Linked DNA regions of Homo sapiens: region 1 is linked to region 2. Evidence: chromatin contacts called from ENCODE Hi-C or POLR2A ChIA-PET data. All regions are on one chromosome and are shown on one strand. Each heading gives the region's core, a stretch centred on a gene start or an enhancer-like site at or near the end of the contact. The rest is flanking DNA. Distances are from core to core; before and after follow the strand shown.

Region 1 (6,347 bases), core at 2,790-5,289, 430 kb before region 2:
GTGTAGATGGAATTTTTAAAAAACTTAGCCTACCATTAACACTCTTCAAATTGCCTTCCCTCTAGGACCACGAAGGGAGGGGAAAAGAAGAGGAGAGTTATGGATTTGCGGATCCACGAATCCAGCAGGATTTAGCTTTCCATCAAACGGTAATTCAATATTTACCAAAGGATGTTTAGATGTGGAAATTTTTACTTTGGCTTGTATCTCATCAGAAAAAGTGTTTTTGGTTTTGTTTTTTGTTTTTTTTAACCTTAGGTTTACATATTGAAAAGATACTCAGCCTCAAACATGAAGACTATTCTAGATACACAGTCAACTCCTAATCACTGGACTGGAAATCACCCAGGCATACCTGAAGCTGTTTTGCAGCATTAGATACGCTATGGCCCAGGTATTCCACAGCAAACCTGGGCCCCATCGCTAGGTGATTAGCCATATACTTCTGTCTTCTCAGCTAAAGCATTTATTGCTTTTCATCAGCATAGACAATATAAAGCTGAAGATGTAGTCATCTCTTAATCACTTGAAAGCTGACTCTTCTGTCAGTAAATTCTACTTGGCACAGACTGCCCGTGACTCTGAATGACCGAATGGATTGGGATCAGCTTTTAATTTTATCAAGCAAGATTGATGCAAGCCTGTGATGAAACATTAATATCTGAGATGCCTTGCCACACACAAGCATGAGGTTGCTTACAGACCCTTTGTCTAAAAAATGTTTTCCTTCCCATCCCTGCCTGAATACACCAACATTTCGCATTAGAAACCATATTTTTCCTAAGTCAAAAGAGACAAGGGATTATAATTTTTTCTTTTCTTTTTTTTTATTTTTTTTTTTTTTGAGACGGAGTCTCGCTGTCGCCCAGGTTGGAGTGCAGTGGCGCGATCTCGGCTCACTGCAGGCTCCGCCCCCCGGGGTTCACGCCATTCTCCTGCCTCAGCCTTTTGAGTAGCTGGGACTACAGGTGCCCGCCACCTCGCCCGGCTAATTTTTTGTATTTTTAGTAGAGACGGGGTTTCACCGTGTTAGCCAGGATGGTCTCGATCTATAATTTTTTCTTAAAGACTGAACCATTACATTTAATTAAAAATATGTCTCCATGCAACCAACATTTCTTAGGCAGTGCAGTTCAAGAGGGGCAGGGGAGAGAGAAGAGAACCTTGGTTAAATCACAGTTCTGACAGTCCAGAGCTATGTATAAACTTCTGCAAAATCATACACTCCTGGGACTTGGTTTATCAACAACAATCATCTTCAAAGCACACCATATGTGCCAAACACTGATACGAATCATTTCATTTAATCCTTGGCATAACTTGAGACAAGGGCGGAGAAGAAAGGAGGAAAGGTGTGAAAATGAGGAAAGGTGAGAAAACCGAGAGACACCAACTATGATTTTTACTTTTCCTGGTTATGAAATAATCCATATCTAAGTAATTTCCTTAAAGAAGTGAAGGTCTCAAAGCTACAGAGACGTAGATGTGAGCATCACACAAGTAGGCTAATTCTAGATCACTGGATCTTAACCAGACTTCCTAAATCTTTAAGATGTAGGGCTGGACTAGGTCATCCAAGAGCCCTTCTGGGTTTAATATTCCAGGGACCTAATCATGCTGCAGGAGGATTAAAAGATGACAACTGCTTGAAAGACCAACCACCAGCAATGAAAGGAGTGGAGAGGAAAAGAAATCTGCAAAAAAGTGAACGGCCGCCATTAAGATAATAGCTTCAGGAATTGCTTTTGGTTGACGAAGGGCTCAAGAGATTTAGTGCTACTCAAGCATTTCCCATATTTATGGGACAGACTATGAACCATTCGATCTTAATTAAATCACTGAAAAATCATATCCGCAAAGGGGGAACACAACATAGGACTGGTTATTCTTGGTTTTGAAAAATTATGTTGCCACTTCCTATTGTTTTAAAAATGATCATTTAACTTCTTTGAACTACAGCCTGAATCCCCCACTGAAATATTTAAGCCTGTATTCGGTGACAGTCACCTATATTAAAGGCATTGAAGGAAGCTGGTGCCCCTAATTCAGGGTGCCCATTTAGAGTAGGGGAAGCAGGAAAATGCCACCAAGGACGAGCAGAATCGGGGCAGTTATCTGGCATCTGATTGCCAGGTAACTGTTTCTCACTTTGCTTTGCCCTTTAGCAGAGGACTTGGGGGGCTGCTACACAAGGATGGGGAAGGTCGTGCAGCCATTGCTGTTGACTGTGGACTGCTACTGATGACCTATTTGAGGATGAAGCCAGGGAGGTGGGAGCACTCTGAAGAAAAAAGTTTCTTTAGTCAGGTGGTTTGGTGGCTTAGAATTGGGACCTCAAATGAGACAAAAAGTCAAGTCAGGAATTGGGAAGCCAGACTCAAAATGCTGAGAGAGTCAAACATCAACCCGTTACTTTTCTCTCTGTCTTAAATATTGTAGACCAAATTACAGGGGGTAGGGGTTTGGGAGGGGGATGAGGAATGAGCAGGAGGCCGTAGAAGCTATCTGGTTCGTGTGCACTGCTTTATAAGGGAGGCAGCCAAGACGACCAGAGGCAAGTATCTTGCCCAGGGTCCCACAGGGCAAAATTAAAGTTCGAAAATTTTCTGATCTCCTGAAATGATGGGCTTGGAAATGTTTTTAACAGCAATTTAATCAAAATCCAAAATCTCTACATTTTTTAGAAGTATGCTGTCTACAGAATCTGAGAATCCAGAAGATGCCGGTTTTAACACCTGGTTGTTATTGTACCGCATTACAGGACCTACCCAAGCCCGGAATTCTGTTAGATGACAAACTGGACCCTAGAGTTAACATTCTAGTCTTTCCCCCGGTCTAAATACAAAACACAATATAGTTCTGTATCCAATCTGTTCAAAACTCCTAAACCAACTCTCAGTCTGAGATGGTCCTCGCGGGGTGATACCTGCCCCAAACACCCACACTCGGTGATTTCGAAAATACGTGCAGTAGCCTCGGCCACCTGCGGGTGGTACAAAGGGCGCCTTGAGGACCAGAGCTGGATGAAACGCCGGCTTACAAACCCCGCTCCGCCAGCACATTCAAGTCAAGGATCCAGCTCATTGTTTCCGAGGAGCGGAATGAATTGACCAGCCGAGCGCCGTTCTCCCAGTTAGAGCGTTCCCAAGCTTCCGGCTTCGGAACGGGGCTCACCGCGAGGACACAAAAGGGGCGAGCTCGGGCATCACTGCGGTTCCCCGCCGCCCGCCGAGGCCAGAACGCTCGCAGAGTCGCGGCCGCCCAGGTGTTACCGTTTACCCCGTGACGGAAGAGCCACAGGCTCTTGACTCCCCACCCCCTGAAAAGCGCATCTGCAGAACGGGGGCGCCCCCAAGCCCTGAGCGCCGCAGCAGCTCGGCCGCCGCCCCCACCGCGCGTCCCCGGGTCCTCGGGCTCCCGGCTTCGCTGCTGGGGAGCTGACCCAGCTGACTGGCTGTGGGGTCCCGTTCTGGGGCTGTCCTGCTGAGTCGGGGGTGGGGAAGCGGTGGCTACAACTCCCGGGTGCTCGCAGAAACTCCTCTGCGCGCTGATGTTGCAGCCGCTGGGGCGAGGGGCGGGAGCACCGGGAACTTGGGGGCGCGGAACCCCAAGCGGGGCGGCGGCGGGCAGCATCCCCGACCCGACTCCGACCCCCGAGACGCGGCGCCCCCCAGCGCCCTCCGTCCCCACCGCGCGGTGCCCCCGGCGCCCTCTGTCCCCACCGCTCGGCGCCCCCCAAGGCCCTCCGTCCCCACTGCGGAGGGGCGCGCAGGGGGCCGGCGGGGCCCGGGTACCACGCTCCGCCCGGCCCCACCTGCGGATGTGGGGCTCCCGCCGGAGGTCCCCGGGTCCCCCCTCCCATCCCTGGAAAAGTCCCCAGGGCGTCCGGGCCCGACCGGCGCTTACCCGGGGAGGGACGGCTTCGCATGCCCGGGCGGCGCTCGCAGGTCGGGCGGGGAGGGTGCGGGCTGCGCTGCGCCGGCTCGGGCTGCCGGAGCGCCCTGCAGCCGCCGTCGGGCTCGGGCTCGGGCTCAGGCTCGGGCTCCGACTTCCTCTTCCTCGGGCTCGGCCCCACTGCTCGGCCGCGCCCCGGCCCGCCCCTCCCCGCGCCCAGACGCCAGCTTCGGCGGCCGGAGCAGTGGATCGCTCGTCCCGCCTCCCCTCTGCCCTGAGGGTGAAAAAGGTGGAGAGGAGGGGGGCGAAGAGAAAGAGAAATTAGGCACTTGGCCTTGTCTCTGGAGCCTTGCCAAAGAGAACAGTCAAATTACAGCTTCGGGGGGAATAAAGTTTTTTTTTTTTTTAATTCTGCTACTGTTTTCGCAGACACATCACTTTTTTTCATTTTCCTAGCTCTTCAGGTTTAGCTTTCCTTTGGACGTAATAATTTCCTATGTGAGTCCTTTAAAATAATACCCAAAATCATGGTTTTAGTGAACATTCTAGTTTTACATAGAAGCTTTGCCGGTAATCAAGTGAAAAGAGGGGGAAGCCCGGTGTTCTTCAGGCGTCATTACCCTAATCACCTCGGTTAAAGCACCAAACGACCTTTGCCTAGAGAAAGTAAAAGTGGAAACGGAGGTAAAGAATAACCGGTGACAGCCAGAGAGATGTTTAAAGGCACCGGCTCTGCAGTAAAGTTATGACTCCAATCAAAGGTGCCTGCAGCGACAGTTAAAGGCATGTGAAGTCATTTCTTAACACTAATCTCCCGCCAAAGTCGGACGTATCAGGGTCGCCTGTGGACCCCCTTAGGTTTGGTGGTGGATTTGATTGCACTCTTAGTTGTTAACAGACCTTCAGCCTTACCACTTGCTAGCTGTGTGGCCTTGAGAGAACGCTTTAACCTCTCTGTGTTCTGTCTGTTTCCTCATCTGTAAAATGGAGATGATGATGATGATGATGATGATAGTGCCTACCTCATAGAGTTGCTGTATGTGATTTAAATAAGAGAATGTGCGTGAAGGGCTTAGGAGACTGTCTGGCACATGCTCTACAGCCTGAATAAATGTTAGCTATTCTTGTTGATTTTTGCCTTTTATCTGCTTTTATGCATATACATGATTATGGAAATTATCATAAAGACTGGGAACAAAACAAGGTTTGTGCAGTAAGGCTACACAGCATCACAGTTCTCTACCACGTGGAGTTTATGTTCTGTTTTATAATTTGAGTCTCCACAACTGACTTGTATTACCTAAAACTATGGGACTGGGTTATGCTTGGAATACATTTACCACGGTAGATTTGCAATGGGACTAAAACAGACATTTGCCATCTTCAAAGCATTGTTTCAGTTGGCCTTGCGATAACCTTGTGAGGTTGACAGGACAGGTGCTAGTCGCCTTTCACAGACAGGAAACTGAGCTTAATTAAGACCCTGCCCAGCTTCTGGAGCTCACACAAAATCATGCCTGTTACCCCATCTCTCTATGTTGTGATTTGTGTTAGAAGTGTGCAGTATGTTTGTGAAATAGTACCACATTAATGGTTTCCATCAACCCTGTGAGGTAGGTGCCAGCCTTTATTTGACACTCAAAGCATCTAGGATTCAAAGAAGCTCATTGATGAGTGTGTCTGTGGCTGAGAGATAAGGGTTTCCGACAACTTGGAAAGGAAGGGAGGAGAATTGGGGATTCCTGTTCTCTGCTGTCTCCTCTTTTATTGATTGATTGATTGAGACGGGATCTCGCTCTGTTACCCAGGCTGGAGTGCGGTGGCACCAATCATAGCTCATTGTAGCCTGGAACTCCTGGGCTCAAGAAATCCTCTGGCCTCAGCCTCCTGGGTTGCTGGAACTACAGGTATGCACCACCATGCCGGGCTTACTTACCATTTTTTTTTTGTAGAGACCGGGGTCACGCTATGTTACCCAGGCTGGCCTCGAACTTCTGGCCTCAGGCAATCCTCCAGCCTCTGCCTCCCAAAACACTGGGATTACAGGAGTGAGCCACCATGCCTGGCCTCAGTTATGCATTTCTTAGCACAAGTGCTTCGAATGAAGCTGTGGATGAAGCACTATGATCTGATGAAAAGACTGGATCAGCTGCAGATGCTGCTGCTCAAGAGCACTCACCCTTAGGCAGATAGCTCTTCTGAATTTGGTACTGTGCTTATGGGATGGTTATAATATTTCCTGGCCAGCCCGCTCACTTCACCTCAGTTTATTAATGAGGTGGGAGGTAGAAAGTGGAAACAGGAACAAGAAATTTCTTTTGTTGAGACTGTATGCCAAGTATAGCACTAAGCACCTAAGTCCTGTGATCATTCCTGATTTCCAGGCAAATGAACTCTGCCCTTTAGATCTTTAGAATTTGAGCTCCTTGAAATCACCTGGCCTGACACATTGT
Region 2 (6,146 bases), core at 2,386-4,885:
AAGGGTTCCCAGCTATAACCACTTTATAGATAGGTGATGAATACATAACATAAATTCTTCAGCAAAGAAAGGGAGAGACTCTGGGCCGGGTGCAGTGGCTCACACCTGTAATCCCAGCACTTTGGGAGGCCAAGGCGGGCGGATCACTTGAGGTCAGGAGTTTGAGAACAGCCTGGCCAATGTGGCAAACCCCGTCTCTACTAAAAATACAAAAAAAAAGAGCAGGGCATGGTGGCGGGAACCTGTAATCCCAGCTACTCAGGAGGCTGAGGCAGGAGAACCATTTGAACCCGGGAGGCAGAGGTTGCGGTGAGCCAAGACCGCACCACTGCACTCCAGCCTGGGTGAGAGCAAGACTCCGTCTCAAAAAAAAGAAAAAAGAAAAAAAGAAATGGAGAAATTCTGAATGCTGATAAACATTTGTTGATTTCACTTAATGACATGGTTCTGTGATCTTTAAATTCATCCCTACTTAAATAAAATATGTCTTGTGCTAAATTATGAAATCAGAAATCAGGCTGTTTGCATGAGAATAAAATTAGAGAAGAACAAGAGAAAGAGACGAAATTCCAGTCCCAGTTTGCAGCCTGAAGAAAATCACTTAACTTTCAAATGTGTGCGTCAATCACAGATTCTGTGTGGAGACGTGAGAAATCTGAGCAGCAGTGGCCCTGAAAGATCCTTTTACCATGCTATAGATGGAATCAGTGTGTCAGGCAGAAAGGTCAGGACAGAAGATCTCTCGGGTCTCTTTTAAATGTGAGCTTCTGGGATTCTCCTTATAAAAGAGTTAGATTGTTGTTATGCTCAAACAAAATTACAGAGAATCCCTCAACTATAAGATATTAGGTATGTACAATGGTGTGCTGAATGGAGCTGGCTTGTACCAGCTCACTAGAGACCACTGTTAAATTTTCAGGAATTTTATAAGCCAGCTGTCAAACACAATAACGAGAGAATGTTCAGGTCAGTGGAACTCCTCTGTAAACTACCATGGTGGGTACATGTCATTAAACATTTGTCCAAACCCATGGAATGTACAGCACCTTGAGTGGACCCTCATGTAAACTATGCACTTTGGGTGATAATGGTGTGTCAACGTAGGTTCATCGATTGTGACCAATGTACCGCTCCAATGGAGGGTCACGCCGGGGGAGTTGGTGGGGAGGCTGTGTTGGGGGACTGGGCAGAGAGTACATAGGAAAGGTACCTTCCTCTCAATTTTACTGTGAATCTAAAACTGCTCTAAAAAACAGATTTAAAATTTTTTAAATGTATTTTGTAAAAAAATGTTAAATAAAAGTTAATTTTATAGTCATAAAAAATAATAAGACCATATCACTTCCCTGCATAAAAGCTATCATACTCAGGAACAAAATTCAAATTCCTTACCATTAAAAAAAAAAAAAAAAGAGTCGTACTGTAACCTACAAGGCTCTGTTTCTTCTAACCTCATCACGTATCACTCTTCTCTCTCATTTCCCTAGAATGTAAAACCCACAAGGAAGGGAAGTGATTTTTGTCTCTTTGGTCTACTTCGATATCACGGGTGCTTAAAAGGTAACTAGCAGCCGGGCGCAGTGGCTCACGCCTGTAATTCCAGCACTTTGGGAGGCCGAGGCGGGCGGATCACGAGGTCAGGAGATCAAGACCATCCTGGCTAACACATTGAAACCCCATCTCTACTAAAAATACAAAAAAATTAGCCAGGCATGGTGGCAGTCGCCTGTAGTCCAGCTACTCAGGAGCCTGAGGCAGAAGAATGGCGTGAACCTGGGAGGCAGAGCTTGCAGTGAGCCAAGATCGCGCCACTGCACTCCAGCCTGGGAGACAGAGTGAGACTCCATCTCAAAAAAAGAAAAAAAAAAAAAAAGTAACTAGCACATGACAAAAGTGTAATGAGTATGTGTTGAATTCAGTTCTCATCACCCATATTTTCTTATTCTTTCTTGTGTGGCAGATTGTATTTTCCAAAACTGGCTTCAACAATATTTCCCATTCCACTTCCCTTCCTCACAAGGTGATCTCACTTGACTTTCCTCCCATCAGAAGGTAAAATCTATGTTCCTTTTCCTTGAAGCCTTGTTAGAACTGTGATTAGAACAGAAGCAATACTATGTGACCTCCAAGGCAAAGTCATTAAAAGCAATACAACTTCTTCCTGATCGTATTGAGATGTTTACTCCAGAGCCCAGTCCCCATACAGCAAGGAAACCGAAATAGCACATGGAAAAGCCTGTATGCTGAAGAGCTGACACAATGGCCCATGGCCCCAACAGTTTGCAGAGTAAGTCATGTTGAAAATACATACTCAGGCCCTAAGTTTGCCACATCAATTAATTCCCCATGAGGCAGAGATGAGTCACCCCCAACAAATGATGCACAAATCAGATTTGCAAGCAAAATAAATGATAGTCATTTCTTAAGCCACTAAGATGTGGGGGAGTTTGTTGCATGGTATTGGTAATTAGTAAACCTTGGTTCATTCTACTTTCAGCTTCTTCCCGCTTCGGCCTTTTCATGTTCGATTTCATCAGCCTAGAATTTTCTTCATTCACAATTCACTTGTCCTGTGCCTTCACCTTATGCAGGTCTCTGCTTTTGACACCTTCTCTTTTACTCAACCATTGGGTTTAGCAGCATCTAACAACAACGACAACCTTTTAACAGCAGTTTGGAGACTAAATATGATTTTTTTTCTGCCATATACAGAGAAGTCCAACATAGTTGGATATTGGCATTTGTTCAACAGTTCAAAGACGTCATATGTAAGTTCTTATTTTATTGTTTCTATTTTTAATTTTTTTTCCTCTTCTACTTACATTTCAGGAAGTAAGGAAAAAGACAAGTTTCCCATGACAACAGAATCAGTTACCATTAAATTATTATTCAAAAACTCCATGCAGTGAATTCATTTCACTGGTCAAAATTTGTCATAGGATCACCTCTAACTATAATGGAAGGTTAGATATTTTTAAGGAGTGTAAAATATCTTATTGATAATTTTATATTGAGGCTGGGCACGGTGGCTCACGCCTGTAATCCCAGCACTTTGGGAGGCCACGATGGGTGGATCGCCTGAGCTCAGGAGTTCGAGACCACCCTGGGCAACATGGTGAAACCCCATTTCTACTAAAGTACAAAAAATTAGCTGGGTGTGGTGGCGCGTGCCGATAGTCCCAGCTACTTGGGAGGCTGAGGCAGGACAATGACTTGAGCCTGGGAGGCAGATGTTGCAGTGAGCCAAGATCGCACCACTGCACTCCAGCTTGGGCTACAGAGTGAGAATCTGTCTCAAATAATAATAATAATTTTCTATCGATATGTTAAAATGATAATATTTTTGATACATTGAGTTAAATGTTACTAAATTTTTAAATTAAATTATATAATTGTATAAGAAGAGTAATTATATAATAAAGTTGTAAATACTCAAAACATGACTTTCTGATTATTTGGTGTTATCTGCCTATTCTTACGCTCTTAAGGTTACTTCCATCTCCTGCATCTGTATGGAGGAAGTACTTGTCCCTGCTCCTCCCCAGGGACTTCACAATGGTCACCTGAAATCAACCATGGCGAGGACTTACACTAAGGAAACTGGGCTGCTGTGAATCAAGGGTTTTTTTGTTTTGTTTTGTTTTGTTTTGTTTTGTTGAGACGGGAGTCTCGCTCTTTCGCCCAGGCTGGAGTGTAGTGGCGCTATCTCGGCTCACTGCAAGCTCCGCCTCCCGGGTTCACGCCATTCTCCTGCCTCAGCCTCCCAAGTAGCTGGGACTACAGGCGCCCGCCACTACGCCCAGGTAATCTGTATTTTTAGTAGAGACGGGGTTTCACCATGTTAGCCAGGATGGTCTCGATCTCCTGAGCTCGTGATCTGCCCGCCTCGGCCTCCCAAAGTGCTGGGATTACAGGCGTGAGCCACCGCGCCCGGCCGAATCAAGGGATTTTTTTCTCCCATGAGAGCCAGTTGTTAAACTTTCACCAGCAACTCACTGCATATATGTGAACCTCAAAGACAAAAAAAAAAAAAAAAAAAAGGGACGCTGTATTGTGTTAGGGAGAAGGAGTGGGGGAGGGAAGTAAAAGGGGAAGTGAAAACGGAAAGGGAGAGAGCAAGGTGGGAGGGGAGTGGGGGAGAGGAGAGTCGGGAGGGGAGGGGCCGCAGAAAGGGTGGGAGGAAAGCAAGGGGGAGAGGAAGAGGGGAGGAGAGAAGGAGAGAAAGAGGGGAGGAGAGAAGGGGAGAACGGAGACATGGAGAGAAAGGGGGAGTTCTTTTATGTGTTTAGTATCCCAAGGAAAACAAGGGTTCTATATATGTAAATTATTTCAGATAACTAGTATTCAACTCTTTTTCTTCAAATCTCTCTAAGGGATTCCTCGTGTGCCTGCCTTTGGGGTCTGAATGGCTCAGGTCACTCCTGTGGCCAGGCGTCCTGCCACACTGCCTCTCGGGACACGCTCCAGGCTGCAACAGGCTCAGAGCTCTCTGCCTTATACAGTATATAAGACAGCTCTGGTCTTCCGAGCTTTTTATAGATGCTCTGTCTCCTCCCTTACTGTCAGGCTGTCAGCTGTCACTTCTAGATGTTCTCCCAGAACGTATACCTAGCAGCCTAGTTTGTTGCTTCTAAATCTAGTGAACTAAAAAAGCAGAAAACCAAACTTGTTAGAAATGTGGCTAAAGTAAGAGCACAGAAGCTCTACATGGAAGCCCAAGGACCTCTGTAATAAATCAAGAACATACCCCAGCATACCCCAAAATATCGTATCTCTTTAGGGTCTCAAAGCTACTCTTTCTGCTTTTTGTTTTTTTCCCCCCCGAGACGGAGTCTTGCTCTGTCACCCAGGCTGGAGTGCAGTGGTGCGATCTCGGCTCACCTCAACCTCTGCCTCCTGGGTTCAAGCAATTCTCCTGCCTCAGCCTCCTGAGTAGCTGGGATTACAGGTGTGTGCCACCATGCCCAGCTAATTTTTTTGTATTTTTAGTAGAGATGGGGTTTGCCATGTTGGCCAGGCTGGTCTCAAACTCCTGACCTCAAGTGATCCGCCCGCCTCGGCCTCCCAAAGTGCTGGGATTACAGGCGTGAGCCACCGCGCCCGGCCTAATGTTTGTATTTTTAGTAGAGATGAGGTTTCACCATGTTGGCCAGGCTGTTTTTGAACTTCTAACCTCAAGGGATTCACCCGCCTTGGCCTCCCAAAGTGCTAGGATTACAGACGTGAGCCACCGCGCCTGGCCTCTTTCTGCTTTCCTTTAGGTTCCTTCACTCGGTTCCAAATGACTGGAGTTACAAAATTCCTGACTTCAAGGTTGGTGAGGTTTCACTAAATATATAAAATATTCACCTGAGACAAGCTGAAAATGAAATTGGACATGATATTAACTAAATAAGAACGAGAATCACAGTCCCATCACGGAAGTAACATTCACAAGCACCAGCCACCCTGTTCCCTTAGCAATCTGCTTCCTCCTCCTGAGGCAGGCCTGCTAGGAGGCTGCCTCTCCCAGTGGCCTCAAAAGGCTTCAGAGCAGCTCAAACTGCAGCCACCAGACATGGGCAGTGGTGGACAATAAGTGCTGGCGGAGGCAGCCCCATTTTCCAACAGCTACCGCCTGGAGCTGGCCCCAGTTTGGGGATCTGCTTGTCCCCTGCCCCTCTTTGTTCATATCCCCAGAGGAAAGGAGGAACAAAGAGACCCTGGGACATAACCCCAGCCCCTGGTGTCACCAAGCAAGATGGTACCATGGGAGAAGCCTCTAGGGCTCTTTTGTTCCCCAGAGGGCAGTTACCAAGAAGAGCAGCATTTGGCTGGGCGCGGTGGCTCAGGCCTGTAATCCCAGCACTTTGGGAGGCCGAGGCGGGTAGATCATGAGGTCAGGAGATCGAGACCATCCTGGCTAACATGGTGAAACCCCATCTCTACTAAAAATACAAAAAATTAGCCGGGCGTGGTAGCGGGCGCCTGTAATCCCAGCTACTCAGGAGGCTGAGGCAGGAGAATGGCATGAATCCGGGAGGCGGAGCTTGCAGTGAGCCGAGATAGCGCCACTGCACCCCAGCCTGGACAACAGAGGGAGACTCAGACTCCGTCTCAAAAAAAAAAAAAAGAAGAAGAAGAGCGGTATGTGGCATGTGACACAT

The links. A loop is a pair of places that touch in the nucleus more often than their neighbours do. ChIA-PET counts read pairs that join two places held with the same protein, here RNA polymerase II (POLR2A). Pooled maps may share reads with other maps.
Region 1: a pooled map shows a loop between it and region 2 (18-fold over the local background). The contact joins the promoter of PLEKHG1 here to the enhancer-like site in region 2. A Hi-C loop is called at or near these places in 6 of 50 pooled maps. POLR2A ChIA-PET finds 5 or more read pairs at or near these places in 3 of 52 experiments (HEK293, activated CD4-positive, alpha-beta T cell and activated T-cell).

Annotation. Positions count from the first base shown.
Region 1 is chr6:150,597,577-150,603,923 of GRCh38, reverse strand. It overlaps PLEKHG1 (pleckstrin homology and RhoGEF domain containing G1), which reads right to left and starts at 4,039. Exons shown (of 17, transcript NM_001029884.3): 1 at 3,907-4,039. RefSeq lists silencers at 3,362-3,531, 3,742-4,221, 4,017-4,311, 4,492-4,551.
Region 2 is chr6:150,166,045-150,172,190 of GRCh38, reverse strand. The region is part of intron 1 of PPP1R14C (protein phosphatase 1 regulatory inhibitor subunit 14C); the gene reads right to left. Among named protein-coding and RNA genes, the nearest start is that of PPP1R14C, 26 kb to the right of the region's middle. RefSeq lists an enhancer at 1,922-3,121 and a silencer at 3,772-3,821. Within about 2 kb of position 3,635, at least 2 of the 41 ENCODE cell types and tissues checked have a DNase peak (open chromatin) inside an H3K27ac peak, as active enhancers do.